6 separate regions of the Homo sapiens genome follow, and all the other regions are linked to region 3. Evidence: chromatin loops called from intact Hi-C (ENCODE). Cell type or tissue: A673. All regions are shown on one strand. Links, peaks and the distances in the headings refer to the core of each region. The heading gives the core; the rest is flanking DNA.

Evidence for each region. A loop is a pair of places that touch in the nucleus more often than their neighbours do. Peaks named below come from ENCODE experiments on the same cell type or tissue, not always from the same donor. Only the 100,000 strongest peaks of a DNase experiment are listed, where the experiment ranks them.
Region 1: it touches region 3 in a loop (4-fold over the local background); 16 of 110 quality-filtered maps call a loop at or near these places.
Region 2: it touches region 3 in a loop (4-fold over the local background); 43 of 110 quality-filtered maps call a loop at or near these places.
Region 4: it touches region 3 in a loop (8-fold over the local background); 24 of 110 quality-filtered maps call a loop at or near these places.
Region 5: a loop joins it to region 3, with 8 times the contacts of the local background. A loop is called at or near these places in 9 of 110 quality-filtered maps.
Region 6: it touches region 3 in a loop (14-fold over the local background); 48 of 110 quality-filtered maps call a loop at or near these places.

The regions. Positions count from the first base shown.
Region 1 is chr16:87,834,922-87,839,728 of GRCh38, forward strand. It overlaps SLC7A5 (solute carrier family 7 member 5), which reads right to left. Exons shown (of 10, transcript NM_003486.7): 5 at 4,781-4,807; 6 at 3,793-3,896; 7 at 2,924-3,020; 8 at 1,577-1,726. It overlaps SLC7A5-AS1 (SLC7A5 antisense RNA 1), which reads left to right and starts at 1,344. Exons shown (of 2, transcript XR_007065175.1): 1 at 1,344-1,881; 2 at 2,492-2,766. RefSeq lists an enhancer at 1,756-2,955. In A673, for the core only: no CTCF peak of the experiment used is centred there; a DNase peak (open chromatin) is centred at 2,540; H3K27ac peaks cover 3,942 bases.
Region 2 is chr16:87,848,154-87,852,960 of GRCh38, forward strand. SLC7A5 (solute carrier family 7 member 5) reads right to left here. Exons shown (of 10, transcript NM_003486.7): 2 at 3,571-3,696. Among named protein-coding and RNA genes, the nearest start is that of MIR11401, 3.3 kb to the right of the region's middle. RefSeq lists enhancers at 1,221-2,127, 1,990-2,284, 2,128-3,033, 3,940-4,807. In A673, for the core only: a CTCF peak has its summit at 1,991 (motif pointing right); a DNase peak (open chromatin) is centred at 2,048; H3K27ac peaks cover 3,665 bases.
Region 3 is chr16:87,775,392-87,780,055 of GRCh38, forward strand. It overlaps LOC102724467 (a long non-coding RNA gene), which reads right to left and starts at 3,757. Exons shown (of 4, transcript NR_120309.1): 1 at 3,417-3,757; 2 at 2,477-2,609. LOC105371399 (a long non-coding RNA gene) reads left to right here. Exons shown (of 3, transcript XR_933871.3): 3 at 1-274. RefSeq lists enhancers at 2,610-3,475, 3,476-4,341, 3,692-3,791, 4,122-4,211, 4,342-4,664. In A673, for the core only: CTCF peaks have their summits at 2,628 (motif pointing right) and 3,857 (motif pointing right); DNase peaks (open chromatin) are centred at 2,380, 2,660 and 3,880; H3K4me3 peaks cover 903 bases; H3K27ac peaks cover 2,097 bases.
Region 4 is chr16:88,559,412-88,564,218 of GRCh38, forward strand. ZC3H18-DT (ZC3H18 divergent transcript) reads right to left here and starts at 2,572. Exons shown (of 3, transcript NR_146877.1): 1 at 2,093-2,572; 2 at 1,840-1,960; 3 at 692-1,314. In A673, for the core only: a CTCF peak has its summit at 2,727 (motif pointing left); DNase peaks (open chromatin) are centred at 1,520 and 2,690; H3K4me3 peaks cover 513 bases.
Region 5 is chr16:88,434,963-88,439,769 of GRCh38, forward strand. ZNF469 (zinc finger protein 469) reads left to right here. Exons shown (of 3, transcript NM_001367624.2): 3 at 1-4,807. The coding sequence ends at 4,370. Among named protein-coding and RNA genes, the nearest start is that of ZFPM1, 16 kb to the right of the region's middle. RefSeq lists a silencer at 2,488-2,637. In A673, for the core only: CTCF peaks have their summits at 2,606 (motif pointing left) and 2,807; a DNase peak (open chromatin) is centred at 2,539.
Region 6 is chr16:87,907,563-87,912,369 of GRCh38, forward strand. The region is part of intron 2 of CA5A (carbonic anhydrase 5A); the gene reads right to left. Among named protein-coding and RNA genes, the nearest start is that of CA5A, 27 kb to the right of the region's middle. RefSeq lists an enhancer at 2,016-2,085. In A673, for the core only: a CTCF peak has its summit at 1,979 (motif pointing left); DNase peaks (open chromatin) are centred at 1,959 and 3,739.

The sequences.
Region 1 (4,807 bases), core at 276-4,275, 59 kb after region 3:
ACAGGGGCCTGATGCTTCCAGGAGACAGTGGCCACCCACTAATAAGCCAGGAGACCACCCTCTTGGAGACGCCGCTGTGGACAGCGCTGAGCAAAAGCCCATCCCTGAAGCTGCAGCCTAAACTGTCACCTTCAGCAGATGAGCTCCACCCGGCACAGAAGCCAGGCAGGGCTGCAAGGAGCCTGCAGGCCGCAACCTGCGGCTCGGCATGGCTGGGGGATTGACTCAGCTGTCCTGAATCCATACTTGGACAGGGCACCCTGGGAGATGCAGGGCTGACCACAGGTCCCAGCCCATCAGTGTGGGCTGCATGACTGCCCTGTCCCCAGGGAACAGACGCCAACCCGTGCCCAGGCTCACAACAGTGGGTAGAGCCTACCCCATGCCCAGGTCCCCATGGGGGCTGAGCCCCCGCTGTGCGCAGTGACTGCCCTGTGCCCTAGGCACTGCCCCAGGCTGGCACAGCAGGCACAAGCTGGTGCCCATGTAGGGCGGCTCCTCCCTGCCCTCTGCAGCCTTCTCTTGGGGCAGCATCTGGGTTCTTGTGCTGACTGTATTTTAAAGCCCCTGTTTTTTTTGTTTGTTTGAGACGGAGTCTCACTCTGTCGTCCAGGCTGGAGTACAGTGGCGCGACCTCGGCCTCCCAGGTTCATGCCATTCTCCTGCCTCCACCTCCCGAGTAGCTGCAACTATAGGCGCCCGCCACCACGCCCAGCTAATTTTTTTGTATTTTTAGTAGAGACGGGGTTTCACCGTGTTAGCCAGGATGGTCTCTATCTCCTGACTTTGTGATCTGCCCGCCTCGGCCTCCCAAAGTGCTGGGATTACAGGCGTGAGCCACCGCGCCCAGCCTAAAGCCCGTTCAACAGCATTCACAGGCACCCCCGGGGCCCCCAGGCTTCGGGAACACAGAGGGAGAGATGGTCCGGGCAGGGAAGCAGGGGCTACTGTGACAGCCATAGGCCAGCTGAGTGACAAAAGCTGCTGGCTAGCAGCCACCAGGGGCTCTGGCCTCTTGTTCTGTGTCAGGGCCAGGGCGGCGGGACTTGCTGGGCCCCAGGCAAGAGCATGGCCTCTGCTGGACGGCCCCGTTTTTGGAGAAGGCAGCCCACGGATAACAGCTACCCCTCTGAATGAGCCGCTGGGGACGGGGAGAGTCCAGGAGAGTCCAGCTGGGCCCAGGCGCTCCTCGGGCCGGGTTCCCTGCATTCCTCCTGCCAGCACAGCCCCGACGGCCCTTTGAATGCTGCGCCAGGCCCGGCTCTGCCCCGCCCCTGCCGGGGCTCACCACCGCCCACCTATGACTGCAGTGTCCTTATCTGCTTCCCTCCACCCAACGGAGCACAAGCTCTGTGCCATCTGCTGTCCTTTGAGGAACCCCGGCTCCTGCAGTCACACTTGGCACCCTCGTAGCTGGTGGTCAAGTCATCACCGGAATTAGTCGACCCAGGTGCATGCAGGCAGGGGCAGGTCCAGAGGCTGAGCTGGGATGCTGGCTCCCAACTCAGGGTCCTTAGGACCCACGGACCCTGCCTCTGTGAAGGGTGCCTGGGTGAGCGGGAGGCCCCGGGCTCACCTTGATGGGCCGCTCAAGCTCAGGCTTTCTGTGGCGCAGCCAGATCATGCCGATGATGGCCAGGGCCACGCAGAGCCAGTTGAAGAAGCTGAAGAAGTTGATGACGGAGAAGATGTCCTTGGAGAAGGCGTAGAGCAGCGTCATCACACACTGGAAGAGAGAGGCGGCTGGCTGAGCCCTGGGGCCCACGAGCAGGGCTGTGGACGGCCGTGGTGGCCACCGGGGACTGTCCAGCCTGGCTGGGCCCAGCTGAGCACCAGGGAATTTTGTTTTAAAGGAGAAACCTCATCTGAGCAACATGCAAGGTCTTGAAGGAGGAAAGGAGGGAAGGAGGGAGGAGAGGAGGAGGGAAGAGGCGGGGAGGAGGGAAGGAGGGAGGAGAGGAGGGAAGGAGGGAGGAGAGGAGGAAATGGAGACCACATTTGGGTTAAGGACAGGTGAAGAACACAGTGTACATACACAGCTGGGCTCTGCTGGACTGTGGCTCTGTGTGCGAGGGCCACAACCTGACCTAACCCAGTGGTCACCAAGAAAACAGTTTCTGTAACCCCCGGCACAGCCGTGCTCCCGAGGACCGTGCAGCTGCCAAAGAGTCCAGGACTTGCTGCCCTTCCTGACTGGCTTCTAACTCAGGGAAGGAGTAGTAAGCAAGGGCCAGGACCTCTGAGGCCAGCCCACAGCTGCCAGACCCCAGCTTCCTCTGCTGTATCTCACTGGCTTTGGGGGAAGCAGCCTGTTGGGGGAGCCCAGTGTGCTCAGGGGTGGGGCCTGCAGCCCACAGCCCTGGAGGAAGCCACTGTGGAGTGGCCTCTCCAGCCCTGGTCACACCCTACGATGAGAACACAGCTTCAGGCACCAGCTCCCTGAATTCCTGACTTACGGAAACTGTGAGATAATAAGTGCTTTTCCTTTTAGAACACTACATTTTGGAGTGATGTGTGACACAGCCAGAGGGAACAAAGGCAGTCACGCGGGCTGGCACGGAAAGATGCAGGAGAAGCGGAAGGAAACTGTGTGTGATGCACCCCGCTGAGAAACGAACAGAGTGGGCGCCCACGGAGGTGCAGTGAGCCAGGCGGCTGGCAGAGCAGCACCCCGGGTCAGCTTCTGCCTCCCGCATTTCCGATGGTCTGAATCGTTTGTGGCAGCCACCATATATTATTTTTGGAATAAAATCTAAAGCCCCTCCAGCGCTCTCTGGCATTCAGCGGAGCTCGGCAGGAGGCCACATTTGAGCTGTCACCCAGTCCACACCCCAGACAGAGCTGCAAGCTGTGGCAGCCTCCCTCTGGGAGCCCCCGGACAACCCCCAGGGATGTAGGGCACAGGGCCGTGCAGCAGGCTTACCGTGAACACGAGGGACGGCACGGGGGTGAGGAGCTGTGGGTGGATCATGGAGAGGATGGAGGGCAGGTGGCCTTCCCGGGACCCCACGAAGAAGAGCCTGTGGACAGACAAGAGTGGCAGAGTCAGCCACCGCCCCACAACTCAGCACGTGGACAGGGGACACGCAGGCTGGGGAGTGGCAGGGCCTGTGCCTGGCTTGTCTGGGCCTCTCTGGCCACAGTGGGAACCAGGCCCCTCCAGCCGCTGGCTGTGGGCCTCTCAGTTCCCCCAACCAACTCGGCAAGGACAGCAACTTGGGAGCCACTGCTCACTCCAGCCCGGGGGGTCAAGCGGCGGCCACAGGGCATCTAGGACACCACAGCTGTGTCACCTCCAGGCAGGAGTGGGGAGGCGAGGGCCAAAGTTCATGCTTCCTTTATTTCTGTATTATTTGGGCTTGCTGCTGCCTTTTTTTTTTTTTTTTTTTTGAGATGGTCTCACTTTGTCACCCAGGCTGGAGTGCAGTGGCACCATCTCGGCTCACTGCAGTCTCAATCTTCTGGTCTCAAGCAATCCTTCGACCTCAGCCCCCCAAGTAGCTGGGACTACGGGCACGTGCCACCACGCCTGGCTAATTTTTGTATATTTTTGTAGAAACGGGGTTTTGCCATATTGCTCAGGCTGGTCTCGAACTCCTGAGCTCAAGCGATCTGCTCACCTCGGCCTCCTAAAGTGCTGGGATTACAGGTATGAGCCACCATGCCTGGCCTATTTGAGCAATTATGCATCCCCAGTATCACAGAGACAAACCTTTTACAGACATGGAACATGTTGAACCTGGCCATGAGGCCTGGGCCTCCCTCACCTGTGGTGGGTCGGGCTGTGCTCACCTGGAGGATGTGAACAGGGACCCATTGACGGAGCCGAAGCAGGACAGGCCCACGAAGACGGGGATGATCCAGGACATGACGCCCAGGTGATAGTTCCCGAAGTCCTAGGCAGGCACAACCAGTGAGCTGGGCCCCACCGGGCCGGCCCTCGCCCTCCCTGTGCTCACTGGGAGCCCTCTGCACCGGGCCAGCCCTCGCCCTCTGTGCTCACAAGAGCCCTCTGCAGAGGACCTCTCAGGCTGGATTCTGGCCTCTGGGGGGACTTCCCAGGACAGGGCTTTCCAGTGACCCCTGCCCAGCCTGCTTGTTGGGGAGCCCTTGCTGGTCCTGATTTGCCCCCTCCTCTGGGACTCCCTGGAGCAAGCTACGGCCTGCAGGTGGGGATCTTGCCTTCCCCCGTGGGGTCCTCCACAGGCTCAGCACGGTGCCCTGCCGGCAGCGGGCTGGGAGTCAGAGCTTGTTCAGTAGGAAGCTGGCCAGAGCACCCACTCCCTGTTCCCCCAGCCCTGGGAGGGCAGTGGGAGAAGCCTCGGGAACTGCGAGGCCAGCCTGGCTGAGCTGCCCGGTGACACCGCCCGGGCCTGGCCTCCCGCCTGCCAAGCCAGCAGCAGCCGTGCCTTCTAACGAACCCCACTCTGTGGCAGACTCCAATCTTTCTGTACTCAGATTTAAAATGACCTCTGCCCTGGACTCCCCAGGCATTCTGGCTTATAGCTGGTTCTGGGTGTGGCTTGGTATCAGATTTTAAACCCTTCTCCCCTTTGACTCCCCCAGCAGCTGAGCTTGAGGATGATCCCCAGACACTTCCTCTGCGGTCGCTGTGAGGGGAGACCACCACTCCACCCCTCCGGGTAGGGGAGGCTTAGAGACGCGGGGCCCCCTCTGCGTAGGGGAGGCTTAGAGATGTGGGGCACCACTCCGGTCTGGAAGGGACGGGCTGGCCACAGCCTCTCAGGCCCCTGGTGGAAGCTGGCGGGTAGCGGCTCACCACGGCCACGGCCTCGGACGACAGCAT
Region 2 (4,807 bases), core at 234-4,233, 72 kb after region 3:
TACTGACCTCCAACAGTACAATGTGGGAGGAGAAGGAAAAGAAAGTTTTTATGCAACCTTTTTTTTAAATCTGCCCAACTATCCAATCTGTAACTGTTCAAGGAGAGATTAGTTTGTTCTGCCGCTGACGGCTGCAGCCCAAGCAAAGCACAAAGCGCCCCATTGTGTCCTCCAGGAGGGACGTGCTGCTGCTGCTGGGCTGGGACGGCAGAGCCTGTGCCCTCGCTCCCACCCTCCGCCCTGCAGGCGAAGGCCCAGCCACCCTCTCCTTAGGCAACAGCCTGCGAGTGGACTCATGGGACGGTGGGTCAGATCTGAACCCTCATGAGTACTGTCTCCCTTTCGAAAAGGCTGGGACTAACTGTAGAACCTCATGTGACACCTAAGCCTGCGTGTCCCCATGCCCCAGCCTAGGGGCAGCCATGACTCCCCCAAGACGCGGAGGAGGCAAGGGCTCCCGACCACTCAGGCCCCTGCAGAGTCGCCCCTGTCACTCAGCCAGCTGCCCCTCCCAGCCCGCATCTCAGGAAAGGCCCAACCCCTCAGAAGGGCTTTTCTGGTCTGCACCAGGGCCCCGCTTATTCCCCACTGCGACTCTCCCATTCACGTGCCTATGGCTCTCAGGTCCCCCCATGAGCTCTGGATGCGGGGCCATGTTCTCATTGGGACCCGGCATAGATGCGGCACACGGGACAGAAGATGGTTCTGCGGATGGCCAACTGGGAAGGGGTGATTACAAACTTCCCTGACGAGGAGGAAACAGGTCAGCCAAGGCCTACAGGACCCTAGGGCCAGTGCCTTTCCATAGCACAGGGCCCACCTGGGGGCCAAGGGCAGCAAGGAGGAGCCTTTTCAGCCCCAATGGAGCAGGGCACCCAGGGTGCGGGACAGGCAGGAACAGGTGCGTGGGCCAGGCCTGCTCTGCCAGATTTTCGCTGCATTCTCCAGACCCGGAAAGGGCCACTTGCCAGTCGTTGCAAAATTGAGGCCGGAGTCTCTGCCTTGAAGTATCTGGGGGCGCTGCTGCCAGGTGCCAGCGAGGGGAGGGGGCAGCTGCCCAAGGGCTTTGCGTCCACTGGGGGGTATAAAGTTGGACAACTGCTTTGGGAGAAAGGGGTCAACACAATGTATCTTCTAAAAGCAAGGCATTCATCTGGTAACAAAATAAATCTGTTGAAGCCAAACAGGAGACAGGAATTCTGCAGACACTGCACTGTATCCCAAAGCTCAGAAGGGAATTGCTGGGGGGAGCACGGTGGGAGGACGCTTTCAACAGCTAACGGAATTATAAACCTATTATGTATTCAAGTCGAACAAAAGCTCTTTGCTCTCCCTACCGAAATTTGTTTTTACAAAAATCACGTTCCCCTCCTAAATCTTTCCTGGCTATCTGATGAGCGCAGCCAAGCAAAGGCCTTCACGAGCAAAGCACCCCTTCCGTGCCCACTTCTGGGAGGCACAGGATGGATTTGTCTCCTGCCCGTAAAATGTCACTCAGGCCCAACCACCTCCCTGGGCAACTTCTGAGTGCCCGGGAGCCATGGAATGAGCTCGTCTTGCCTTGAGTAAGGTGCCGGAACCTGAGGTCCCAGGAAGGTTCAGAATTGGGACTTCCTGCCAGCCCTGTCCTGCCAGCTCTTGGGTGGCTCTGGTACCCCGGGCGACTCTGAGAATCCCTGGTCAGACACATGCATGGGGGATGGGCTCGAGCTCCTGAAGGATTGACCTGGGCAACCTTCCAGAGCCACCTGGGAATCAAGTGGGACTTCCCCTCGACGATGAGGCAGGTAACTAACACCTGCTGCAGACTTTGTACAGATTGATACATTTGATAAAGACAGTCTGGCCCCAGCCCCTGGAGCTCGCCTCGCTGTGGTGAGGTCAGTATAGCCCGGCACTGCATCCCCCTGCAGGCCCAGGTTACCTGCTTGGTGTGGAGACCCCTCCCCAGCTGCAGCCAGACTTTGTCCTAAGGCGAAGTGCCACGTACAGCCAGCAGGGGGCGCCAGGAGCAAGGCGGAGGCTCAGCTAAAGCTGCGTGCTGGGTGCTGGGTGCTGCGGGGCACTGTTCAGTTCACAGCCCACCAGTGGCACGGTGCACACAGGAGAGCCTCCCAGCCCTGAGGCAGGGCCCCACACAGGAGGAGGCAGCGTCCTTGTGTCTGCATGTTTTGGCCTGGCCGTGCATGGGGGCGGGGCAGCTCACAGCTTGCTGGGTGAGGACCTTCCTGCCTCTAGGAGCAAGGTCCTTGCCCTGTCCTCTGCAGCCCTGGGGTCCTACCTGCCTCCCCTACAGCCATGTGGGACCAGGCAGCCTCTCTGCAGCCATCGGTGACTGCGAGTCACCAGAGCGTGCATCCGCCGGGTGCCTGCACTCAGCGAAAGCTCCACAGCTCCAGGACTGGGATCATCTCTACCTGAGGCTCTGGGAGAGAAGAGAAGGAGGCCAGCTCCTAACTGCTCTGCTCCTAGGCTGGCTCCAACATGGATGGAGACAAACTCAGAAGGAACTGCAGACAGAGGCATCCCTGCTGGACTCAAGCAACAGGGCCCCCCACTTCAACTGTACCCAACCACGGGTGGGATCCAGTGCCAAGGACAGTGTGTCCCAGGGTCTGTGACCACACAAATGGGAACTGCTTATGAAACCCCAGCCCGACCTCACCGCGGAATGGCAGTGTGGAAAGGGTGGAGGCTCTGCAGGCAGACACAGAACACAGATCTATGGAGTGTGTGTTAAAGGGTCCAGAGACACCCAGCAAAATACCAACTGTGTCAGTCCACGTCAACAGAGAACACAGGTGCAAAGGGGCGGGGGCTGTTTCACACTCACTCTCTTTATTCCTTCTACCAGCCCCAAGAGAAAAAGCAGCTGGGAAAAAGGCTCAGAATCAGTGATTTCCCCAAGATCACACAGCACAAGACCAAAGTCTGGGCCAGCCAGCCTTAAAACCTGTGCGCCAGACTGCTCTCACCTGTTCCCGAATGCTAACAGTGGACACGTCTGAGTGATGGGGTTACCACGTTTGTTTTGTTTTCCATGCTTACCTCATCTTCTTTAAAAAGCAGACAGAAACACAGAGACAATCCCACACCTGCCCATGGAATGATGAATGAATCACAGCATGACCAGGAGCATGGCCCCGTCGGGGGTGGGTGAGGGGCGACAGCACGTGGGACTCTGACAGACCCAGGGTGAGATGGCTCGGGTGAGGTCTGCATGGCAGGCATAGCCCCTGCCAGGCCTGGAATGTTCCACATCGCCCCCAGGTGAGGTTACAACGCATCAGCTGGGCTCTCAAGATTCACAGACATCGCAGCGTAAAAAACAAGAAAAACTGCCAGAGCCCCTCCCAGTGGTGGCCACGCTGTCCCACGGGAGCACTCCTGTGTCCCCCTCTGGGTCGGATTTCACTTGCTGGGTGATTTTCCCAGAGGGAAATCTCCACGTTGTACAGCACTGCAGAGCTGCGGACTGGGAGGCACCCGGGGACGGGACCTCATGCCCTGTGAAGGACACACAGGCAAAGCCTCGAGGGGCCGCCGGTGGGGCCTGGGGGACGTACTCACCCTTCCCGATCTGGACGAAGCCCAGCAGGATGATCAGGGCCAGGGCCAGGAGCTTGGCGGCGGCAAAGGCATCCTGGACCCGGGTGGCGGCCTTCACGCTGTAGCAGTTCACGGCCGTGAGCAGCACTGTGGAGACAGAGGGCAGCGGTGAGTTCCACGGGCAGACAGACGCCAGCTCAGGGGTAGGCTGGGAGGTGACGACCCCACCCCCACCCCAGGGCCAGGTCCACCAGAAAAACAAGCTCCTTAAACAGCTCCAGTCCCCTGCCAGCCCTTAGGGCACGTTCTGACTTTCTGAGACCTGTTTTGATAAACTTCGCAGTCCTTTCAGGTCTAAGGGCTGGATCCCAGGTGCCCCTTAAGATCTGCAAGGGACCTTTCCTCACCCCCCACCACACCAGGCCATGGAGTCCCACCTGTAGTCAGGACTTCAAGTGGGGTCACTGCCTCCAGAGACCCAGGTGAGCAAGGTGACCCTGCCACTTGGAAGGCGCCCATTACACCTTTTTGTACCTACTCAGCACCCTGACCTGACTGTGAGACCCACGCACAGCCCGACTGCCGGACTCCATGAGGGCGGGGCCCTTTCCTCAAAGAGGATCTTCTGTGGATTCCAACAGAAGTGGGGTGTCCCGCTTTCCCGGAACTACCTGGCCAGTCACCTGGGGACGGCAGCCTGGGAGGGGCCACAGGGGCCTGTGGTGAGCAGAGCAGACCCTGCTGCCCTGCTGCTTTGGGGGCATACGATGAAACCCAAAATAGCACCGTGTGCTTCAGAAGCCTGAGTGACCCCACACAGATGGCCAGAACGCCTGCCCCAGGAGGCGCTGAGATGTGGGGTCAGGCACGCTCAGACAGGTCTCCAGACACCAGCACGTCCTCCTGGGCCCTGTAAGGCACCCAGCTCTGAGCCTCTGTGTGTGTGTGTGTGTGTGTGTGTGTGTGTGTGTGTGTGTGTGTGTGTTGGGGGTTCTGTTGCAATATATAGGCACGCTGAGCCACTGTGTGTGTGTGCGTGTGTGTGTGTGTTTTGGGGGGTTCTGTTGCAATATGTGCGCACGCTGAGCCACTATTCAGGGATCTGTGAGCTGGTGGGGAAACAGCCACCCCCACAACTTAAAATGAAGTAAAATCATATTAATCCCGAGGCACTGACTCCACGACACCCCTCACTGCCTGCTGCACTACCCTTCACTCCTCTGCTCACGAGGTTATCTGTCGCTGTCAGCAGCTTGAA
Region 3 (4,664 bases), core at 665-4,664:
GTGGGCAGATCACAAGGTCAGGAGTTCAAGACCAGCCTGCCCAATATGGTGAAACCCCATCTGTACTAAAAATACAAAAACATTAGCCAGGTGTAGTGGCACATGCCTGTAATCCCAGCTACTCGGGAGGTTGAGGCAGGAGAATTGCTTGAATCCGGGAGATGGAGGTTACAGTGAGCCAAGATTGCGACACTGCACTCCAGCCTGGGCAACAGAGCAAGACTTCGTCTTAAAAAATAAAATAAAATAAAATAAATGATTGATAAACAGTGAATGAAGGCTGGGCGCAGTGGCTCACACCTGGAATCCCAACACTTTGGGAAGCCAAGGCAGGCAGATCACCTGAAGTCAGGAGTTCAAATCCAGCCTGGCCAACATGGCGAAACCCCGTCTTTACTAAAAAATACTAACAATTAGGCTGGGCACGGTGGCTCACGCCTGTAATCCTAGCACTTTAGGAGGCCAAGGTGGGCGGATTGCCTGAGCTCAGGCGTTCAAGACCAGCCTGGGCAACACAGTGAAACCCCGTCTCTACTAAAATACAAAAAATTAACCAGGCATGGCGGTGTGTGCCTGTAATCCCAGCTACTCAGGAGGCTGAGACAGGATAATTGCTTGAACGTGGGAGGCGGAGGTTGCAGTGAGCCAAGATCACACCACTGTGTCACAAACGTCCGTGTGAAGAGAGTCCACCAAACAGGCTTTGTGTGAGCAACAAGGCTGTTGATTTCACCTGGGTGCAGGCGGGCTGAGTCCAAAAAAGGAGTCAGCAAAGGGTGGTGGGATTATCATTAATTCTTACCCTTTTGGGATAGGCGTACAAAGTACATTCTCAAGGGCTCGGAGAATATTACAAAGTACATTCACAAGGTTAGGGGGAGAATATTACAAAGTACCTTCTTAAGCGGGGGGAGAGGCCGGGCACGGTGGCACACGCCTGTAATCCCAGCACTTTGGGAGGCCGAGGTGGGTGGATCACAAGGTCAGGAGATCGAGACCATCCTGGCTAAGACGGTGAAACCCCATCTCTACCAAAAGTACAAAAAATTAGCCGGGCGTGGTGGCGGGCGCCTGTAGTCCCAGCTACTTGGGAGGCTGAGGCAGGAGAATGGCGTGAACCCAGGAGGCGGAGGTTGCAGTGAGCCAAGATTGCGCCACTGCACTCTAGCCTGGGTGACAGAGCCAGACTCCGTCTCAAAAAAAAAAGAATTTGCTGTCAGAGCGAGTCACAATGGCTCACACCTGTAATCTCAGCACTTTGGGAGGCCAAGGTGGGCGGATCACCAGAGGTCAGGAGTTCGAGATCAGCCTGGTCAACATGGTGAAACCCCGTCTCTACTAAAAATACAAAACTTAGCCGGGCATGGTGGCAGGTGCCTGTAATCCTAGCTACTTGGGAGGCTGAGGCAGGAGAATTGTTTAAACCCGGGAGGCAGAGGTTGCAGTGAGCCAAGATCACTTCATTGCAGTCTAGCCTGGGCAACAAGAGCAAAACCCTGTCTCAAAAAAAAAAAAAAAAAAAAAAAAGAATTTGCTGTTGGCTCTCACTCTGATTCATATCTCATATCTGCCTATGTTTCTTTCTTTTTCTTTTTTTGCTGTAGCCTGGGGTGGAGCAGAGGGGACTGCTGTAGCTGGGGACCTGGAAACATGGTCAACACTGAAAGTAAAAACACAAACTTGGTTTTTCCAGGGAGCTGCTGGAAACTGACCCAAGGCAAAAGCAAGGTGCAGGTGGAATTACTGAGAGGTTGTGGAGGCCTCCTGCTCCCCTCTCTGCTGCCAGACACTCTGTGTGGGGCCCCCCAAAACGTGCCTGGCACCCCAGTCCCTCAAGTGTTCCCTGGATATGGGGAAATTGTTGACTAACGACTTTATAAGTCATGGACATTTCTTGGCTGGGTGCAGTGGCTCATGCCTGTAATCCCAGCACTTTGGGAGGCGGAGGCGGGCGGATCACGAGGTCAGGAGCTCGAGACCATCCTGGCTAACACGGTGAAACCACGTCTCTACCACAAAATACAAAAACATTAGCTGGGCGTGGTGGCAGGCGCCTGTAGTCCCAGCTACTCCGGAGGCTGAGGCAGGAGAATGGCGTGAACCTGGGAGGCGGAGCTTGCAGTGAGCCGAGATCGCGCCACTGCACTCCAGCCTGGGCGACAGAGCGGACTCCGTCTCAAAAAAAAAAAAAAAAAAAAAGTCATGGACATTTATCCGCAAACGTCTGCTATCAGGGATATGTAAACTCTAACAGCCATGAGAAGCCATTGGACGGGTGTTGCTGTGGCCAAAATCCAGAGCATGGACAGCACCACACGCCGGCCAGGAGGTGGCGCATCTTTTCATGTCAGTCATGATTTATCCAAAAACAGCACCTCCCGTGATGCCAGTGCTGCGCAGAGGTTGGGATACAGCGGGTGGGTGCCTAGAAGCCAACTCCCGCCTTCCAGGAAGTATGGTTAGGGGACATACTCACCCGGACACCGACGTGAACCTGCAGCCTCCCCCGGGGAGCACGCATGGGTCCCAGTTGCCTTACAGTCTGATCACGGATGCTGTTGCCTAGGCAACGTGAGGGTGGCCCTGGCTCCTTGATCTTCCTGGTGGCTCTGGGGGACCATGACGGAGATGCGGATAATTCAGGTCAGGGCAGCAGCCGGCCGGCAGGGGGCGACAAGCACACTGCTCATGAACGGTTGGCTCTGCCCACGTGCACACGGCGTTTCCACATTAACATTCATTTAATAATAATAAAAGAATAAGCAACGAGAGAGAAAGCCAGAGATCTACATGACTAGACTTGCTGCATTTCTAAATTACCAGGTACGACGTGAGCCGAGCATCTGCCCCCTTGCCCTGACCAGGTCCCCATTTCTGACTCTCCACTCCCAGCCCTGGACAGGAGGAGTCAAGGGTCAGAAATGGTCCGGGTCTGCCAATACATTCCTTGGTAATAGTATGTTAAAAGTAGCAAGTGGCAATCTGTTCTCTCTCTTTCTTTCTTTCTCTTTCTTTCTTTCTTTCTTTCTTTCTTTCTCTTTCTTTCTTTCTTTCTTTCTTTCTTTCTTTCTTTCTTTCTTTCTTTCTTTCTCTCTCTCTCTCTCTCTCTTTCTTTCTTTCTTCTTCCTCTGTCTCTCTCTTTCTCTCTCCCTCTCGCTCTCCCTCTCGCTCTCTCTCTCTTTCGGAACAGGGTCTCGCTCTGTCTCCCCGGCTGGAGTGCTGTGGTGCCATCTCGGCTCAGTGCAGCCTCTGTCTCCTGGGCTCAAGCAATCCTCCCGCCTCAGCGTCCCAAGTACCTGGGACCACAGGCGTGTACCACTACGCCCGGCTAATTTTGTAATATTTTGTACAGAGATGGGGTCTCATTATGCTGCTCAGGCTGGTGACAAACTCCTGGGCTCAAGCGACCCACCCACCTCGGCCCCCCAAAGTGGTGGGATCACAGACGTGAGCCAGCGCTCCCTGTCAGCGTTTCATTCCCTCTTCATATCACATCACTTGGGTCTGTGGTCCAGGTGCGCTGGGGGCAGCGCAGGCCGGGTTCAGGAGAGCTCGGCTCAGCAGCAGCCGATGGAGCTTTCCTGGGGGCTCCTACCTGGCCGCCAGCTCCAGAAGCCAAGCCAGGGGCTCTTCGAGACATGGTCCCACCAGAGGAGAGACCGAGCCTCGGAGAAATGAACGTCCTAGGCCATGGGACTCGGACCCCTCACCCCACCCGCCACACCTGCCAACTTCCCGGCCTGCAGGGTGGCAGGAAGCCTGAGGCATTATTCAGCTTCCTTAGGGCCCGTTGGCTGATGCAACACAGCTCAGAAGTTGAGTCCAAGCACCAAGCCCGCAATGTCTGCGTCGGCCGCCAGGGGTCACTCCTCCCGCGCAGAAGGCGGCCTTGGAGCCTCGCAACCGCAGTATGCGAAGGTTGCATCACCCTCGCGGGGTCTAAGAGGAAGGATGGGGACCAGCCCGCAGGCGGGCCTGAGCCTCCTGGCAAAGCCCTTTGTCAACGTCAACAGAAGCATCTGGCGTCCTTTCTGGTCGCGGACGTCAGAGCTGGCTGCTCCGGCACTCAGCCGGGTGGTTGGTCCCCAGGCAGCCGCTGGGGCCCTGCCACCAGGTCTCACCTGGCCGAGAGGGAGTCAGGATGCCCTCTGAAGCAATGTCCCGAAATCCCAAATTCACCCCTACCCCCAGGTCAATAATGTACAAGAAGCTACATTCCTTTTTTTTTTTTTTTTTTTGAGAGGGAGTCTCACTCTTGTTGCCCAGGCTGGAATGCAATGCCACGACCTCGGCTCACCGCAACCTCTGCTTCCCAAGTTCAAGCAATTCTCCTGCCTCAGCCTCCCAAGTAGCTGGGATTACAGGCATGCGCCACCACACCCTGCTAATTTTGTATTTTTAGTACAGACAGGGTTTCTTTTTTCTTTTTTTTTTTTTTTTTGGAGACGCAGTTTCACTCTTGTTGCCCAGGCTGGAGTGCAATGGCATGATCTTGGCTCACCACAACCTCTGCCTCCTGGGTTCGAGTGATTCTCCTGCCTCAGCCTCCCGAGTAGCTGGGACTACAGGCATGCACCACCATATCTGGCTGATTTTTTTGTATTTTTAGTAGAGATGGGGTTTCTCCACGTTGGTCAGGCTAGCCTCAAACTCCCGACCTCAGG
Region 4 (4,807 bases), core at 532-4,531, 780 kb after region 3:
CTTTTTTTTTTTTTTTTTTTTTTTTTGGAGACGGAGTCTCGCTCTGTCGCCCAGGCTGGAGTGCAGTGGCACTATCTGGGCTCACTGCAAGCTCCGCCTCCTGGGTTCACGCCATTCTCCTGCCTCAGCCTCCTGAGTAGCTGGGACTACAGGCGCCCACCACCACGCCTGGCTAATTTTTTGTATTTTTAGTAGACACGGGTTTTCACCATGTTAGCCCGGATGGTCTCAATCTCCTGACCTCGTGATCCACCCACCTCGGCCTCCGAAAGTGCTGGGATTACAGGCATGAGCCACCATGCCCGGCTCCCTGCCTTTTCTTTCTTTCTTTCCCCTTCCTGTCTTTTTTTTATTGAGTGAAATTCACATAACATAAAATTAACCATTCTGGGCTGGGTGCTGTGGCTCATGCCTTGTAATCCCAGCACTTTGGGAGGCCAAAGTGGGCAGATCACCTGAGGTCAGAAGTTCGAGATCAGCCTGGCCAACCTGGTGAAACCCGATCTCTACTAAAAATACGAAAAATTAACCTGGCATGGTGGCAGGCGCATGTAATTCCAGCTACTCAGGAGGCTGAGGCATGAGAATCACTTCAACTGGGAGGCAGAGGTTGCCGTGAGCCGAGGTCCCACCACTGCACTCCAGGTTCGGCCACACAGTGAGTCTCCATCTCAAAAAAAAAAAGAAGAAGAAGGAGAAGAAAAAGAATTTTTCAGCATCCCAGAGGCCCCTGGCCTCCCAGCCACTGTCCCTCCCTTCCTGGAGGCCAGCCACCATTGTGATGAAGAGAACCCCGTCTCTCCCTCAACATGCACCCCAAAACACCATCCTCTATGTTGCCTGTTTGTGATCCACACAGAATTCCACAGAATTGAGCCTGGCCACTTCTGCTCAATGTGATTGAGAGAGGCTTCCTTGCTGCGCATAACTGCAATTCGCCTGTCTCCACTGCCGCGGAAGGGCCCGGCGACGGGATAGACCATGATTCGCCCGTCTCCACGGCCACGGAAGGGCCCGGCGATGAGATAGACTGCAATACATTTTCCCATGAAGCTGTTGATCGGCTCCTGGGCTGTTTCTGGTTTGGAGGGTGTCATGAATGAGGCTGGCATGAGCACATGAGTTCTGGCTGAGTAGTATTTTCAGCAGCTTGGCCAAAAGGTATGACTTTTCAGGACCTGGCTGAAGGAGGGACTCCAGAGAAAAGGGCTGATGGGCGGGAAAGCGCTGGCAGAGGGGATGGCCAAGCCACAGCTGGCAGGCTATGGTTCCCAGAGCCCCAATCAACACACCTCAGCTCCCAACTGGGGCTACCTGGAACGACAGGAAAGGCTGACTCCATGAGCTGTCATGGCGTGGAAGACCCAGTTGTGCCCAATGGACGCAAGCTCCCTCCATTTCTGGCCATCCCCTGCTGATTCCCTCCCACCCCCACCTCCAGCCCGACCCCGCCTTCTCCACCAGGTGCCCTCCCATGAATTCAGCTCCATGGACAGCTCCCAGGCTGCTGTCCTCCATGTGGTGCTGAAATCACCCCAACAGAGAAGCCAAGACATGGAGAAGCTAAGGAAGAAAATGGAATGAAATGGCATGGGATGGAGCTACAGAGCCATCAGTCCTGAACCCGCCACCACGTAGAAGTGGAGGCAGGGGTCCAGAGAGGGAAGTCTTTTGCCTAAAGGGGTCATGAAGTGCTCGGTGGTAATAAATGGAATCGTCTACGACGACCGAGATTTACAGAACCCTGTCTGCATGCCAGGCACCACGCTGAGTGTTCGTATGTGGACCGCCACCGTCAACCCACACGGCAAGCTCAAGAGTAGGGCCCTACGATTGTACCTGCTCAACAGAGGAGAAGCCTCATCGGTGAGCAGCAGAGCTGGGCCTGGAACCTGTGTCTTCAGCCCTACCCCGGGCCTTTCCTCCCCTTGCCCTTGGTCTCAGTGGGTCCACTGTTTCTCTAGAACCAGAAAATGACAGTCACAGCAGCGTTGACGTCACCCCCAGTATATGAGTCAGGGTTCTCTAGAGGGACAGCACTAATAGGACAGATGTATACATGGAGGGGAGTTTACTGGGAGTATTGACTCACATGATCACCAGGTGAAGTCCCACAATAGGCCGTCTGCAAGCTGAGGAGCCAGGAAGCCAGTCCGAGTCCCAAATTCCAGGCGGTGAAATGGCAGCTGAACTGACATTCATTCATTCATTCATTCATCAATCAATCATTCATTCACCCCCACCAGCCTGCAGAGGTCCTACGGTGCCAGGCCCTGGGGCTGCAGAAACAACAGAAAAGCCCCCAGCCTCAAGCTCAGCTGCGCCGGGAATCCTTTCCCCGGCCTCCTTGGGGTGTCTGAGACCTCGTCAAAGAGTTGGGGGCCCATGGACATCTCGAGGGAAAGGCAGGGGGCCAGATGGGGTCAGAGCCAGCATCCCTCCAGAGGCTGGGACAGGGACTGGAGTGGACTCACTGTGTCTGTGGTGGGGGCCATGATGGAAGTGGGGGTCCCACACAGAACAGACAGGGCTTCCTGCAGGTTTCACCTGCAGTCCAGGGCCTGGGACCACCCCCACCCCCCCATCCCCCATCCCCCACCCCCCCACCCCCCCACCCCTCTATCACCCTTCACCCCCCCATCCCCCCTTCCCCCCGGGAACAGCGGCTGGGCGGAGTGGGAGTGCCCTCTGGTGGCTCTTTGAGGAAATAGCAAGGGCTATCCTTCGTAAAATGCTTTCAGACAGAACCGCTGGTATGGCACTCGGCCTCCCGCTGAAGACATGGATACAGGCTGGACACACACGCTTCGCTGTGTGATACACGCATGTAACGGGGCCTGTGGGGAGTAACCAGCGCTGGTGGGGCCCGGGGCTATATCCCTTGAGCGAACATAAACAAGAAAGTGAGCCCACGTTCAGCCTGGTTTTCCTTGTGGGGCATCTTCCCACATTGGCGTGGAGGTCCAAAAACAGAAAGCACAGCCTTGCCGAGCTGAGAAACAGGGATTAGAGTTTGAGGCTCCAAACCTGCTGGGGCCTGAGGGAACTTGGAGAAAGAGCCCAAAGCCCTGAGTGCAAATCCCCTTCAGGCCGTGGCCGCCCCCTAAGCTGAATATGCCCCCAAGAAACTCCAAGAAACCCAACAGAAAAGGCTCCCGGGAGGATGGAGAGCTGAGCAGGGGTGTTGGCAGCTGCGACGGGCTGGAGACCAAGCCCTGTGGGGGGCGGGGGCTGGTGACCATCACAGGCTTTCCCTTGGGAGCACAGAAGTTCCACTCCCTGGGAACAAGGGCTGTAACCCCCAAAGCCAGTCTGGACAGGGCTAACCTGGGCGCGATGGCTCATGCCTGTAATCGCAGAGCAAAAAAAAAGAATAAGAAAAGTTACAAGGTGTCTTAGTCTGTTACCTGTTGCTATAGCTTAAGAGTGGGTAATTTATAGAGAAGAGAGGTTTGTTTCTTACAGTTCTGAAGGCTGGAGGTCCAAGAGCATGGCGCTGGGCAAGAGCACGCCAGCCCAAGTCTCTCTTTCTCTTCTTTTCTTTCAAGATGGAGTCTCGCTTTGTCACCCAGGCTGGAGTGCAGTGGCACCATCTTGGGTCACTGCAACCTCTGCCTCCTGTCTCAGCCTCTCAAGTAGCTGGGATTATAGGCACCTGCCACCACGCCCGGCTAATTTTTGTATTTTTAGTACAGACGGGGTTTTGTCATATTGGCCAGGCTGGTCTCCAACTCCTGACCTCGTGCTCCGCCCACCTCAGCCTCCCAAAGTGCTGGGATTACAGGCGTGGGCCACCGCGCCCGGCCCGTTTCTTTTGTTATGAGGCCACTAGTCCCATCATGGGGGCCCACTCTGATGACCTTATCCAATCCTAATTACCTCCAAAAGCATATAATTGTGGAGATTAAGTTCCCAACACATAAAGTCTAGGAGAAACATTCAAACCATAGCACAAGGCATGCTCTTAGAAGGGACCAGAAGCCGGGAGTGCATGCCTGTATTCCCAGGGACGAGGGAGGCTGAGGTGGGAGGATCACTTGAGCTCAGGGGGTTGAGGCTGCAGTGAGCCCTGTTCATGCCACTGCACTCCAGCTTGGGCAACAGAGTCAGACCTTGTCTCAAAAAAGAATAAAATAAAAATAAAAAAAGAAGAAGGGACCAGATCACCAGACATGGTGCTGATGCCCATAATCCCAGCACTTTAGGAGGCCAAGGTGGGAAAATCATTTGAGCGCAGGAGTTTGAGACCAGCTTGGGTAACACACTGGGAACCCATCTCTACAAAAAACGAAAACAATAGCTGGGCATGGTGGTGCACACCTGTACTCCCAGCTGCTCTGAGGGCCGAGGTGGGAGGAGCGCTTGAGCCCAAGAGTTTGAGGCTGCAGTGAACCATGATTGTACCACTGCACTCCAGCCTGGGCAACACATGCAAAACCCCGTCTCAAAAATGTGGGAAGGGCAGGGCACGACAGCTCACACCTGTAATCCCAGCACACTGGGAGGCCAAGTCAGGTGGATCACCTGAGGTTGGGAGTTTGAGACCAACCTGGCCAACATGATGAAACCCTGTCTTTACTAAAAATACAAAAATTAGCCAGGCATGGTGGCACATGCCGGTAGTCTCAGCTACTCGGGAGGCTGAGACAGGAGAATCACTTGAACCCGGGAGGCGGAGGTTGCAGTGAGCCAAGATCGTGCCGCTACGCTACACTCCAGCCTGGGGGATGAGTAAGACTCTGTCTCCAAAAAAAAAAGAGGCAGGGACTAGATCACTGAAAACCAAGAGAAAAAGCACTTAATAGCG
Region 5 (4,807 bases), core at 393-4,392, 660 kb after region 3:
ACCCGGGAGCCCCCGCGGAGCCGAGCCCAGCGGCCTTGCCTGCTCAGCAGCCTCTAGAGCCCCTAGCCCAAAAGTGCCAGCCGCCCAGGAAGAAAAGCCACAGGGTGTCTGGGAAGGAGAGACCAAATCACTCACGGGGAGACCCCAGCCACGTCACCCAGCCACCGCCTGCCCAGGGCTCAAAGGAGGTTCTCAGAGCACCGGGGTCCCCACACAGCCAGCAGCTGCACCCTCCAAGCCCTACTGAGCATGAGGTAGATGTGAAGACTCCGGCCTCCAAGCCCAGACCAGACCAGGCCAGGGAAGATGAGCTGCATCCCAAACAGGCAGAAAAAAGAGAAGGCCGGAGGTGGCGCCGAGAGCCCACCGTGGACTCTCCTAGCCACTCAGAGGGGAAGTCAAATAAGAAAAGGGGAAAGCTGAGAGGGAGAAGGCTCCGGGAGGAGAGCATTCTTCCAGTCTCTGCTGATGTGATTTCAGATGGGCGCGGCTCCAGACCATCCCCTGCAATGGCCAGTTACGCAGCCTCTCCGAGCCACTGCCTCTCTGTGGAAGGAGGGCCTGAGGCTGACGGGGAGCAGCCGCCTCGCTTGGCCACTCTGGGACCTGGGGTGATGGAGGGTGCAGCGGAGACTGACCAGGAGGCTCTGTGTGCAGGGGAGACTGGGGCCCAGAAGCCACCTGGAGATCGGATGCTGTGTCCAGGGAGGATGGATGGTGCAGCTCTGGGGGAACAGCCAACTGGGCAGAAGGGAGCCTCGGCAAGGGGGTTCTGGGGACCAAGAGAGACCAAGGCGTTGGGTGTGTGCAAAGAGTCTGGGAGCGAGCCTGCGGAGGACAGCAGCAGGGCCCACAGCCGATCAGAGGAAGGTGTCTGGGAGGAGAACACGCCCCCCTTGGGCCCCCTGGGTTTTCCCGAGACTTCCAGCTCTCCGGCGGACAGCACCACCAGCAGCTGCCTCCAGGGCCTCCCGGACAACCCAGACACCCAGGGTGGAGTCCAGGGGCCTGAAGGCCCCACTCCTGATGCCTCTGGCTCCAGTGCCAAGGATCCTCCAAGCTTGTTTGATGATGAGGTCTCTTTCTCCCAGCTCTTCCCTCCAGGCGGTCGCTTGACTAGAAAGAGGAACCCGCATGTCTACGGGAAGCGCTGTGAGAAGCCGGTGCTCCCGCTGCCAACCCAGCCCAGCTTTGAGGAGGGCGGTGACCCCACGCTGGGCCCAGCCCGCCTGCCCACGGACCTCAGCGACTCCAGCTCCCTCTGCCTCTGCCATGAGGACCCGTGGGAGGACGAGGATCCCGCAGGTCTGCCCGAGTCCTTCCTCCTGGATGGGTTCCTCAATAGCAGGGTGCCTGGCATTGACCCCTGGGCCCCCGGCCTCAGCCTGTGGGCCCTGGAGCCCAGCAGGGAAGCTGGTGCAGAGAAGCTGCCCTCCCACTGCCCCGAGGACGATCGGCCGGAGGCCATTCCTGAGCTGCACATGGTCCCAGCGGCTTGGCGAGGCCTGGAGATGCCGGCCCCTGCCGATGACTCCTCCTCTTCTCTCGGAGATGTGAGCCCCGAGCCCCCCAGCCTGGAGAGAGAACGCTGTGACGGTGGGCTTCCCGGGAACACCCACCTGCTGCCGCTCCGTGCCACGGACTTTGAGGTGCTCAGCACCAAGTTTGAGATGCAAGACCTGTGCTTTCTGGGACCCTTTGAAGACCCCGTGGGTCTCCCCGGCCCCAGCTTCTTAGACTTCGAGGGCACGGCGAGCTCACAGGGGCCACAGAGCCGAAGGACAGAGGAGGCTGCAGGGGCAGGGAGGGCCCAAGGCAGAGGCCGGCCGGCCAAGGGCAGGCGGGCCTCCTACAAGTGCAAAGTGTGCTTCCAGCGCTTCCGCAGCCTGGGCGAGCTGGACCTGCACAAGCTGGCCCACACGCCCGCGCCGCCGCCCACCTGCTACATGTGCGTGGAGCGCAGGTTTGGCTCGCGGGAGCTGCTGCGGGGGCACCTGCAGGAGAGGCACGCGCAGAGCAAGGCCGGGCCCTGGGCGTGCGGCATGTGCCTGAAGGAGGTGGCCGACGTCTGGATGTACAACGAGCACCTGCGTGAGCACGCGGTCCGCTTCGCCCGCAGGGGGCAGGCGCGGAGGTCCTTGGGGGACCTGCCCGGAGGCCTGGAGGGCAGCAGCGCTGTCGCCCACCTTCTGAACAGCATCACGGAACCCGCGCCCAAACACCACAGGGGCAAGCGCTCCGCCGGCAAGGCCGCCGGGAGCCCGGGAGACCCGTGGGGGCAAGAGGGAGAAGCCAAGAAAGACAGCCCGGGCGAGAGGGCGAAACCCCGGGCACGCAGCACCCCCAGCAACCCAGACGGGGCCGCGACCCCAGACAGCGCCTCTGCCACCGCCCTGGCTGACGCCGGCAGCCCGGGCCCCCCCAGGACGACCCCCAGCCCGTCCCCCGACCCCTGGGCCGGCGGGGAGCCCCTCCTGCAAGCCACCCCGGTGCACGAGGCCTGCAAGGACCCCTCCCGCGACTGCCACCACTGCGGGAAGCGCTTCCCCAAGCCCTTCAAGCTGCAGCGCCACCTGGCGGTGCACAGCCCGCAGCGCGTCTACCTGTGCCCCCGGTGCCCCCGGGTCTACCCCGAGCACGGGGAGCTGCTGGCACACCTGGGCGGGGCGCACGGGCTGCTGGAGCGGCCGGAGCTGCAGCACACGCCGCTGTATGCCTGCGAGCTCTGCGCCACGGTTATGCGCATCATCAAGAAGTCCTTCGCCTGCAGCTCCTGCAACTACACCTTCGCCAAGAAGGAGCAGTTCGACCGCCACATGAACAAGCACCTCAGGGGGGGGCGGCAGCCCTTCGCGTTCCGCGGCGTGCGGAGGCCGGGAGCGCCGGGACAGAAGGCCCGGGCCCTCGAGGGCACACTGCCCAGCAAACGGCGCAGGGTGGCCATGCCCGGCAGTGCCCCTGGGCCCGGCGAGGACAGGCCTCCTCCCCGGGGAAGCAGCCCCATCCTGAGTGAGGGCTCTCTCCCGGCCCTGCTCCACCTGTGTTCGGAGGTGGCTCCCAGCACCACCAAGGGATGGCCCGAGACCCTAGAGAGGCCTGTAGACCCCGTGACCCACCCGATCAGAGGTTGTGAGCTGCCATCCAACCACCAGGAGTGTCCCCCGCCGTCTCTGTCTCCCTTCCCAGCTGCCTTGGCTGATGGCAGAGGAGACTGCGCGCTGGACGGAGCCCTGGAGAGGCCAGAGAACGAGGCTTCCCCAGGCAGCCCCGGGCCTCTTCTCCAGCAAGCTCTCCCTCTGGGGGCATCTCTGCCGCGGCCGGGAGCCAGAGGCCAAGATGCGGAGGGAAAGAGGGCTCCTCTCGTGTTCTCAGGGAAACGCAGGGCCCCGGGTGCCCGTGGCAGGTGTGCCCCTGACCATTTCCAGGAAGACCACCTACTTCAGAAAGAGAAGGAGGTGTCCTCAAGCCACATGGTGTCTGAGGGGGGGCCCCGAGGCGCCTTCCACAAGGGCAGCGCCACCAAGCCTGCGGGCTGCCAGAGCTCATCAAAGGACAGGTCGGCAGCATCCACCCCCAGCAAAGCACTCAAGTTCCCAGTGCACCCAAGGAAGGCGGTGGGGAGCCTGGCACCCGGGGAGCTGGCCCGTGGCACAGAGAATGGGATGAAGCCCGCCACCCCCAAAGCCAAACCCGGCCCCAGCTCCCAGGGCAGTGGAAGCCCTCGCCCCGGCACCAAGACAGGAGGTGGCAGCCAGCCCCAGCCAGCCAGCGGGCAGCTCCAGAGCGAGACAGCCACCACCCCAGCCAAGCCCAGCTTCCCCAGCCGGAGCCCTGCACCAGAGAGGCTCCCCGCTCGAGCCCAAGCCAAGAGCTGCACCAAGGGGCCAAGGGAAGCTGGTGAGCAGGGGCCCCACGGGAGCCTAGGTCCCAAGGAGAAGGGAGAGAGCAGTACGAAGAGGAAAAAGGGCCAGGTCCCAGGGCCAGCCAGGAGTGAAAGTGTGGGGAGCTTCGGGAGAGCCCCCTCAGCCCCTGACAAGCCCCCCCGGACCCCTCGGAAGCAGGCAACTCCCAGCCGCGTGCTCCCGACCAAGCCCAAGCCCAACAGCCAGAACAAACCCAGGCCGCCACCATCAGAGCAGCGGAAGGCAGAGCCGGGCCACACACAGAGGAAGGACAGACTGGGCAAGGCCTTCCCCCAGGGGAGACCCCTGCTCAGGCCCCCCAAGAGGGGCACAGCTGTCCACGGTGCTGAACCTGCCGAGCCACACACCCACCGGACGGCCGAGGCCCAGAGTGACCTCCTCAGCCAGCTCTTCGGGCAGAGACTAACTGGCTTCAAAATCCCTTTAAAGAAAGATGCTTCCGAGTAATTTCTAGGAGCAAGAGCCTGGGACCGGAGCTGGGCGTTCCTGTCTCGGCCTGCCTCCTTGGCCAGCTCCGGCTCCCTGAGATGGTCCACTCTGTGGCCACTTGACTTCTTGTGCAACTGCTCAGGCCTTGATGTCAGAGCTGAGGTGGTGATGCTTTGAACAGGGCCCAGGTGGGCAGCATTCCCTTTCTTGCTGGAAGGCTGGGGGTGAAAGACGGGGCCACTGCAGCCCTTTTGAGACCACACAGCTGTTTTCTTGGTACCAAGTACTTGAAGAGACAGCAGCCCATCCCCTCAGCCCACACCCCTGCGCCCTGTGGGCACCGACACCACAGAAGCCAATGTTTGGAGATTTGCACAACCTCCCGTTCCCCCACATGGAGAAGGGAAGTAAGTTGAGGCAGCCGTGGGATGGTGGTAGGTTCCCTCTTAGTCTTG
Region 6 (4,807 bases), core at 265-4,264, 130 kb after region 3:
GGACCCAGCCTGGTAGATGCCATTTGTAAGACTGAGTTAAGTCCCATCCAGTTGCACTCTTAGAGCAGAGGCTGTTTCTAGGCTGGGTGTGGTGGCTCACGCCTGTAATCCCAGCACTTTGGGAGGCCAAGGTAGGCAGATCACCCAAGGTCAGGAATTCAAGACCAGCCTGACCAACATGGTCAAACCCCACCTCTACTAAAAATACAAAAAATTAGCCAGGTGTGGTGGCAGGTGCCTGTAATCCCAGCTACTTGGGAGGCTGAGGCAGGAGAATTGCTTGAACTTGGCAGGCGGAGGTTGCAGTGAGCCGAGATAGCGCCACTGCACTCCAGCCTGGGCAACAAGAGTGAAACTCCGTCTCAAAAACAAACAAACAAACAAACAAAAGCGGTTGTTTCCGTCTGGACCATCACTGTATCAACAGGACTTAGTGCAGGAAGGGGTCATCGAAGGCACACAACGAACCCTCATGGGATGAATGAATACAGGAACGAATGGGATTAGTCAGTCCACTGATTTATTCATCGAATCACTTGGTCGGTAAGCAGCTCTGTGTGTTACAGTGGAATCGAGCCTTTCCCACGGCAGTTGGGGAACCGCCTGGGATCTCTAGGAAAGTCCACAGAACACAGAAATAGTTAAAGACCTGGATTTGCAACTCAGCTCTGCTTCTAACTTGCTGTGTGACCCTGGGCAAGTAGCTTAGCCTCTCTGAGCCTAAGCCTCTCTACCTGTTAAATGAGAAGGGCGGGCAGGATAAATGGAGACAAGGCAGGAGGCATTTTGTAAAGTGTTGTCTGATGATGGCAGTGGTGGTGATTGCGCATCGCACACCCTTCAGGGGCTCCGCAGCTTCGTCTGTGTAAAGAGAGTTACTACACGTTTCTCCTGGTCCCAGCTCAAGCACCCTAGGGTTCTACGTAGGCACATAAATAGGGTTCCAAAGAGAGCGACGCCAACTGCATGAGGCATAAGTCCACTGACAGCCGATGCCTGCCGGATCCCCACCCACAAAACCTAGTAGAAAAGTCACCCTCCAGACTGTGGCCAACCAACAAGGGCCAGGAACGGGAGCTGCTGGGACCGGAAGGGACTTGTGAGCCCTGAGCCTCTGCAGGGTAAGGTGCTGTGCTAACTCTGGGGCTGGAAGACTTTCCCAAGGGTTTCCAGCAGGGCTGGAGCCCACAGGCATCTCTTCATCCTTCCCGACCCCGAGCTGTCCCAGAATTCTTCTTCTCCTCCTTCTTCTTCTGCTTTTTCTTCTTTTTGAGACAGAGTTTCACTCTGTCGCCCAGGCTGGAATGCGGTGGCGTGATCTCAGCTCACTGCAACCTCCACCTCCCGGGTTCAAGAGATTCTCCTGCCTCACTGCCTCAGCCTCCCAAGTAGCTGGGACTACAGGTGCGCACCACCACACCCGGCTATTTTTTTTTTTTTTTGTATTTTTAGTAGAGACGGGGTTTCACCATGTTGGCCAGGATGATCTCGATCTCCTGACCTCATGATCCGCCTGCCTTGGCTTCCCAAAGTGCTGGGATTACAGACGTGAGCCACTGTGCCCAGCCTCTCACAGAATTCTTTACTGCAGCAGCCTCTGATGGGCCGGATCCCCCGCCTCTCTACTCACTGGAGTAAGAGACAAGTCAGCCCTTTCCAATCTGCCTCCTGAGGGGAACCATGGGGCCCTCGGGACATGCGGCCCCTCCTCAGGCTGGCTCGGGGCATCTGCACGCCTGTACCTGAACAAGGGACTTGCTTGAAACGGCGGCCACCCTGGGCTGGGGACCAAGCACGCTCAGGGGAAAACCCAAAAAGGCTACTGGGTCTCTCTGGCTCTATGATACGCAAATGAGGAGGGAAGCGAAACGTTCGTTCTTCTAAGAGGATAACTGCAAAGGAAGGCTGGGCCGCTGCGTTTTCGGGAACAGCAGGTGCAGGGGCCGATGGATCACTCGGGCTGGGCTGGAGCGGCCCCTGGTGGCAGTTCGGTGAAGAGCAACGTAGCCCGCGCGGGGCGCACGCATTTCAGGAAGACACAGAGGCCTTTTTACTGGAAATGCCAGCGGGTGTGGATTCCACAGGCTCCTCTTCAGCATCAGTCTAGTGTGGGATTCATACACCTTGAGCCTCTTTCAAGGTGAAACAGAGAATCTCACTGCAAATTTTAAATCCCACTGTAAATTCCGAAATTAGACCTGCGCCGCGAAGACCGCCCACCAGCAAAATGCCAAGCGTATTTCTTTAAAAACTGGAAAGCCGTGTTTCGTTACTCTTCCTGTAGACAACACAGCATGGGGTCAGGAGTGGGGTCTGGAGTCGGACGCACGTTCAGAAGCTGGGGCCACCACTCCCAAACTGTGTGCTCTAGGTCCAGCTTTTGCACCCCTTCTAGCCTCAGTTTCCCCATTTGTAAAGTGCGGATGATCCTTGAACCCCCACCATAGGACTGCTGTTACGGTTAAGTCACATGGGAAATACGAAGTCCTTAGCACAACGCTTGACGTAAAGGAAGCACTCTAAAACAAACAAACAAACAAAAAACAACGAACTGGAAGCCACTGAAGCCTTCATGGGGTGAAACAGCTGATTAAGGGGCAAAGGCTCTCACTGGCCAGGTTCTGCCGTGTCCCGGGCACCACGCATCCTGTCCATGAGCTCACGTCGTTGTCGTGATGGAGAAGGCTTGGTGTGTACCAGAGTGCAGCGGAGGAGCTGGCGTTCGCTGGGCACCTGCTACCTGCTGGGCATTGCGAGGTAACTTTATGTTCCTCCCAGGATGAACTCCTCACAATGGCCCTACAGAGCAGGTCCTGTGAGTCCAACTTTGAGATGAGGAAATTGAGACGCAGAGAGGTTCGGTCACCTGCCCCAGTTTAGCCGGCAACCTCACCCAGGTCTGACGGTCCAGGCCCTCAGCTTTTGTAGTAGGGTTCAGGCCAAACTCTGCTACTTGCCTTGCCAGTAAAGTTAGGGACCCAATTTAAGGCTGCAGACCTGGATAAAATAATCTCAAAGTGACTTCTTTTTTTTTAGGTGGAGTCTCACTCTGTTACCCAGGCTGGAGCGCGGTGGGGTGCTCTCGGCTCACTTCAACCTCTGCCTCCCAGGTTCCAGTGATTCTCCTGCCTCAGCCTCCTGAGTTGCTGGGACTACAGACATGTGTTACCACACCCCACTAATTTTTGTTTTTGTTTTTGTTTCTTTGAGATGGAGCCTTGCTGTCACCTAGGCTGGAGTGCAATGGCCAGATCTTGGCTCACTGCAACCTCCACCTCCTGAGCTCAAGCGATTCTCTCACCTGTGCTTCCCGAGTAGCTGGGATTATAGGCACCCACCAGCATGCCCAGCTAATTTTTGTATTTTTAGTAGAGACGGGGTTTCACCATGTTGGCCAGGCTGGTCTTGAACTCTTGACCTCAAGGGATCTGCCGCCTCAGCCTCCCCAAGTGCTGGGATTACAAGCATGAGCCACTGTGCCCAGCCTAAAGTGACTTTTCATAATGACAATACAATGTCAGGGTATTCTCCTTAATCAAAAAAAAAAAAAAAAAAAAAGGCAAGCCCAATTCACGAAAAGGGGTCTTTAAGCTGCCAGCCCCCATCCCCCGGACTCTGCTATCAGCAGGGCTGGTCCACCGGGCAGCACTGGCCACTGTTGCCTCAGCGTTCTGTGTAAGCAGGTGCGTCAGAACCGGCTCATGGAGATATAATTGAACGATTGCCTCAGCGCGTGCCAGACTCTCCAAACATAATAACAGATGACGTTTGGGGCCGGCTCCAGGCTGTGACGTGCTGGCCCCAGAGAATATTGTCTCTGCTATTACAACAGATGCTGTTAATAGCCATCTATTTGTAGTTCGGGGCTTTTACCAAGATGAGCAGGCTTTTGGCAGGCACGGGTTGTTTGAAGGCTTAAAATTAGTACACGAGAAGTTTGAGATGTTCTAATTACTGGAAATTTCAAATAACATGATGCTGCAAAGGACCGGCCTGCTTCCGGTGCCACTCTGGGAGGTAGTGCACGTTCCCAAGCTGTAAAGGGTGACACGGCTGAGGGCTTCTGTGTGCCACCTCCCCAGGCAGGCAGGGGCCGCAGCCACTGCAAGCCCCTGCCCACAGAACTCCGCGACGATGGAACCTAGACTGCTCCCTGGAAGTTAGCCTCTGAGACCATCACATATTGGCACTGGTTTGAAAGCCAGGCAAATGTGGGCTCCAATCCTGGCTTCACACGGTGGGGCTTTGCAAGTTGTTTTATAGGTCTGTGGCCCAGACTAGACGTTTATAAAAGGATAATGATGCCTACTTCAGGGGCCCATGGCAAGGATTGAGTACGGTGATGCTTACAAAGTACCTCCCTCACAGTCCCTGGCACGCAGTGAGAGCTCAAATAATGGTAGCCACTTACTATTATTATGACTGGTGTTATTGTTATTATTAAAATTACTGTCATCGCCCAGGCACGGTGGCTCATACCTGTAATCCCAGCACTTTGGGAGGCTGAGGCGGGCAGATCACTTGAGGTCAGATGTCTGAGACCAGCCTGGGCAACATGGTGAAACCCCGTCTCTACTAAAAATACAAAAATTAGCTGGGCGTGGTGGCACGCGACTGTAGTGCCAGCTACTTGGGAGGCGGAGGTGAGAGAATCGCTTGAACCCGGGAGGTGCATGTTGCAGTGAGCCGAGGTCGTGTCACTGAACTCCAGCCTGGGCGACAGAGGGAGACTCCATCTCAATAAATAAATAAACAATAAAATAAACTAAAATTGCTATCCTCACTGCCATCACCATCATCTCACCAC